Regions from separate parts of the Homo sapiens genome. Here region 2 is linked to region 1. A link is a contact called in ENCODE POLR2A ChIA-PET data. All regions are on one chromosome and are shown on one strand. The core of a region is the stretch at or near the end of the contact, and the rest is flanking DNA. Distances in the headings are between cores, read along the strand shown.

Evidence for each region. ChIA-PET counts read pairs that join two places held with the same protein, here RNA polymerase II (POLR2A).
Region 2: POLR2A ChIA-PET joins it to region 1 with 30 read pairs in HepG2. The contact joins the promoter of MAT1A here to the promoter of PRXL2A in region 1. POLR2A ChIA-PET finds 5 or more read pairs at or near these places in 2 of 52 experiments (HepG2 and WTC11).

What each region holds. Positions count from the first base shown.
Region 1 is chr10:80,407,196-80,409,895 of GRCh38, reverse strand. It overlaps PRXL2A (peroxiredoxin like 2A), which reads right to left and starts at 1,345. Exons shown (of 6, transcript NM_032333.5): 1 at 1,253-1,345. RefSeq lists an enhancer at 398-991 and a silencer at 1,277-1,566.
Region 2 is chr10:80,288,214-80,290,913 of GRCh38, reverse strand. MAT1A (methionine adenosyltransferase 1A) reads left to right here and starts at 1,256. Exons shown (of 9, transcript NM_000429.3): 1 at 1,256-1,581. The coding sequence starts at 1,491. RefSeq lists an enhancer at 1,127-1,421.

The DNA of each region.
Region 1 (2,700 bases), core at 96-2,595:
AGGAACTGTTTTGCATCAGTAAAATGGGAATGCTTCCTTAATTACCTTCTACAGAGTTGCAAGAATCAAAGGATTAAATGTATAGGAGGTGCCTTGTGAGGTACCTTACAAAAAGTGCAATAAATACGATGTATAATTCTTCATTTCTAGAGCAATGATTACCCTCAAAACGTTATTTGTACACAAAATGAAGAGTTTTCTGATGAATGAGTATGGTAACGAGTCGGGGTCTGCAGTGGAAATCCCAATCCTCATTCTCCAAAGCTGGGCCCGAGCAGGAGCATTCAAGACTATTCAAGCTGACTTTTTCACAATGCTTTTCAAAACAAATCTTGATTATTTTCTTTTTGAAAAACCACCTGCCAGGTTCAAAGGAAAATACATTAAAATAAAACAAACAAAAAAGCTGAGTTCTGGGTTGCTGGGCTGTGCAGACAGCATGATGTGGCAAGGAAAAGAGGCGCAGGAGCAGCTGGGAACCCCGGTCCGGCAGTGGACTCCCGGGTGTGCCTCCTTCCCACAGCCCTGGACCGGCTGGGCCTTGACTTCCCTTCCTTTGCCTCTAACCATCTCCACCTGCGCCTTCACCTCCCGCTCCAGCAACAACCCTGGGGGCAGATTGTTCATCTTTTCATTCCTAGACCTCAGCAGGGCTGTTAAGTTTACAACTGGGCTCTACCCAATTTAAAGTCAGGCGTTTGTGACTCTTGGGAAAGAGGGGGAACAGGTGCCTCCGAAACGCTGAACAACGCTAGAAACCGTGCCCTCTTAAAAGACACGACCCTAAGCGGGCACAGAGACGAGGACGAGGACTGCCAGGTCCGCACCTGGGGCTGGTCCAGCAGGGCGGCCCCCGGGCCCATGCTCCAGGGCAGGGCCCTCTCCTCTGTTCTTTGTCCCAACAATTCGCGAAGGTTGGCGCCACCGGCGTCACTCAAGGCTTGCGGGCGTGGACAGAGGGGGCCCTAGCCCGCCGCAGCAGCGCCGGGTCCCCGTCTCCGTTCTCCGACGTCTGGGCGCAGGGTTTTTCCATCGGCCGCCACGCAGGGTGGCGGAAGGGTCGTCGTCCTCGGAGGGAGCGCCAGCGCTGCGGCGGCTCCTAAGAAAGTTGGCGCGGGCCCGAGGGGCGCGCCTCACCAGCCCAGCACCCACCCTACCGGCCCTGCACTGCCTCAGTTTCCCCACCTACGCCGCGGCAGGCCCCGCCTACGGACATCACGTGCCTCGCGGAGCCCCGGCGCGCAGCACCTACCTCAAGTGCCTCCCTTCTGCCGGCCTTTTACCGCCCCGACGCCCGGGCGCTAAGGGGCCAAACCGCCCGGCCCGGAGGGTCCCAGGGGCGGGCCCCGCGCTTGCGCAGCCTCTAGCCTGTGCTGCATCGCGCGCTACCGCGCCACCGCCATGTGACCCGCCCCGCCCCCCGTGGGAGGAGCTCCGGGCCTGCCCCCGACTCGCCGACCTCCGGGCCGCGGTCTCCTAGCTCCGGTGGCGCTCGGGCGTGTGCCCCAGCGGTCCTTTTACGCACAGCGCTCGGTCGGTCCACTCCTCAAGTCCGCGAACCGAGGCCCCGACGCGTTCTTCAGGGCGCTGCCTAGGGCAAAAGAAGGCGCTGGACACCCCTAATGGAGCCTGGAAGCACCTGTCCTGCAGCCGAGGCTGGCCAACTTCCTTCCAATCTTCAGCCTGGTTTTGAATAGCTCTTTTGATAGGTTTTTTTTTTTTTTTTAACCTCCATGGGCAGGGGGAATCTAAAGGACCGACACATTCGATGAGCCCCTTCAAGCTGTATGTACAGATTCAGAATTTCCAACCTCAATCCTCCACCCACGTTCCCTTTCACTCCACAATGCCAGCTATGGGGCAGAGAACGGTGAGCCGCAGCCTTGCGGACTCCGGGCGACGCTGAGGCGGGTGTGTCACACACCGCTCATCCACTTACTCCTCCTGTTGGAAGTGCCCACTCTTTCATGAAAGTAGGAGGTTGTGTCCGGCGCGCTGGCTCACGCCTGTAATCTCAGGGCTTTGGGAGGATCGCTTGAGCCCAGGAGTTCAAGACCAGTCTGGGCACCATAGTAAGACTCCATCTCTACGTAAAAAACAAAAACTAGCCAGGCATAGTGGCGCGTGCCTGTATTTCCAGCTACTCTGGAGCTGAGGTGGGAGGATCGCTTGAACCCGGGAGGCGGAGGTTGCAGTGAGCCCAGATCGCGCCACTGCACTCCAGCCTGTCTTTAAAAAACAAAAAAAAGACCCTGTCTTAACAACAAAAAACAAAAAGTAGGAGGTTGGACTTTCAGAGACAGCAGAGCTGACTCACGATACATATTAGTGGTTGGCCGGGCTCGGTGTCTCATGCCTGTAATCCCAACACTTTGGGAAGCCAAGGCGGGCAGATCACTTGAGGGCAGGAGTTCGAGACCAGCCTGACCAACATGGCAAAACCTCGTCTCTACTAAAAATACAAAAATTAGCCGGGTGTGGTGGCGCGCACCCGTAGTCCCAGCTACTCAAGAGGCTGAGGCAGGAGAATAGCTTGAACCCCGGAGGTGGAGGTTGCAGTGAGCCGAGATGGTGCCACTACACTCCAGCCTGGGTGACAGAGTGAGATTCCGTCTCAAAAAAAAAAAAAAAAGACATATCGGTGACACAGTGCAAAGACCAGTCACAGGGCAGCATAAGGTGAAGTGGCAAAGCAGGCCG
Region 2 (2,700 bases), core at 7-2,506, 120 kb after region 1:
GATTGGCTATGCATATGTAACATCCCTTACTTTATTCCAGAAGAGGTCACCTTAATACTGCTTTAATTCCCTGAAGGGATGATGTTTGGTCATCAGTTAGCAAAACTCAAGCTTTGGAGCACCAGAATGTGTGCCAGAAAAAATTTTTCCAAATGCTTGATAATAAACTCAGAGGGGGGTTTGGTCACCAGAATTGTTAGGTGAGGCTATTGCTTCCTAACTTTTGCTTCCCACAGTCCAAGCTTTGATGCACAAGGTTATGGTTGATTACTTTTTATTGCATTCTAGTGGGAACTGGTTTCTCCACCCATCCTCATTTTCTGTGGTCTCAATTCCCCATTGTTCCTTGGGTCTGAGGATGCAGCTGGATCTGAGAGTGTGAGACGCTGTCATTTAGTACATGAACTAAAGATATAATCCTGTTTACTACTTTTTTTGGTCAAAGCAAAAAATAATGCAAGAGTTATGTGAACACGATGTTTATTACATGTATAGAACTGAATATGTAGATGTTTATAATCCGGAAGCTTTGGGAAACTGGACTTTGATAATTTCCCTGTAATGAATCCATTTCTCAAAAGCATTTTTTTCTAAAAAAAACACACACACACACACACACACACACACATTGTTCTCTGTAACCTCCCCAGATAGATACTTTTTAAAGATCTTGCTTGTTAAAATGCCTGCCAGCCTTTTAGAGAAGTTGACAGGTTAGGTGGTTTCTGTTAGCAGAAACACGTGGACTCAAAGCTTTTCCTCTAAAATGAATCTGTTGTGTAACATCACAGCTGGCTCAGAATACAGGTGCGTGCTCCTGCTCTCCCTGAGAAGATAGAATGGGAAGAGACCAATCCAGATGAGACGCAGGGGAGGAGGGGACACCCAACAGCAAAGGCACTGTTGCAATCTTAGCCTAAACCATATCTCTGAGAAAGAGTTTCTTGTTGCCTGCTTGTATCTCTGGGTGATCACAGACCCCTGCTCTCCAAGGTGGGTTGTGAACTCTGGAGCACTACCAAGATTGGCTAAGAGCTGAAGGAGAGTCCCAAAGGAGCTTCAATTCTGCAGAACTATACAGCCTTCTTTACCTTACCTTGACCAGGTGCTTAGAGTTTGGAAAGTCAGGGATAAGAATTGAAATTCCTCCAGGTAAGAAGACCCCCCTCTTAGGAAATGGACTCCTCCAATTTTCTCACATGATTTTTCAGGCACTTTCGCTTTTCCATATATAGGAGTCGCTCAGGAGCAAGCTGTGGCAAGCTGGAGGGAGGGACACATCCCGTGTTCCATCCACTCCCTCCCTTCTCAGCAGTCCTCGCCTGTTCTCACGTGCTCACAGGCAGTTAGGCAGAAGTGATCCCCGTGGCTCTGCCAAAGACAAGCCTGTTGGGTTGAAAGAAGAAGAAGAAGAAGAAAAAAAAACTCAGGCAAAGTCACAGCCTCAAAATTGTTCACTGAAAGAAGCGTGAGTGGAGAAGTGTGAGAAGATGAATGGACCGGTGGATGGCTTGTGTGACCACTCTCTAAGTGAAGGAGTCTTCATGTTCACATCGGAGTCTGTGGGAGAGGGACACCCGGGTAAGTAGGCTGTCTTGGACTGACTGGAAAACGATCATTCCAAGCCTATACTGAGGGAGTCACTTACAAATGGTTTTAATTTGACACATAATAATTGTGCATATTTATGGGGTACCGTGTGTTGTTTTGATCCATGAGTATAACATTTAATGATCAAATTAGGATAATGGGCATACCCATTGCCACAGACATTGACTACTTCTTTGTGGTGAAAACATTCAAAATTCCCTCTTCTAGCCCTTCAGTCACCCTACTGCGCAATGGAATGCCAGAGCTCATTCCTCCTATCTGACTGTAACTTCGTACCTGTAGGAGTCACTTTTACCAGAGCTCTTCAGAGCAATGTGTGTGAGTTACCAGAAGGGATCTCTAGAGAAACAGCATGGAGTAGTTTCATAAAACAGTCCCTCCTGATGAAGCCGTGCTGTGGCCCACCACCAGCACGCCAGCACAGTGGGTCCAAGACAGGGAGTAGCAGCTGGCTGGCTAAGAGTATGACACATGCAAAATATATGATCAGGTCTTAACTTTTTATATGTATTTTTTTTTTAGGAAAGCTTTAATCTATTATCCATGGCCAATTTAAGTCAACAGGGAATGTTCCTGAAACAAGACCATGGGTGACTAAATTTTGCATGTGAAGCATGTGCAACTTAGGCATGAAAGCCTGCACCCTGGTCACTGCTGGGGTAGACCTCTAGGTGCTGGGGACTCAGTAACGTTCTCTAAGAGCAGAATAGAAGACCTTCTAAACAGGAAGAAAATTTAGGCATTGATTTTGGTCCCTGAAAAGTAGGTAGACTGTGATGTGCGGAAGTGAGAGAAGCTTCCTTGATGACGGTGAGAACTAGGACCAGGACATTCAGAGCCTCAAGTGTAGGACAGTGGTTCTCAAACTTCAGGGAGCTTCAGAATCCCCCAGAGGGCTTGTCAAGACAACAGAGGGCTGGGCCCCACCCTCCAGAGTTTCTGATTCAGTAGGTCTTGGGAGAGGCTCGAGAATTTGCATTTTTGACAAGTTCCCAGGAGATGCTGATGCTCTGGGGTGAGAACCACTGCTCTTGGAGACCCCTGGGGGATAGATGTACAGACTTCTATAGTTAAGTCCCTCTTCAAAAT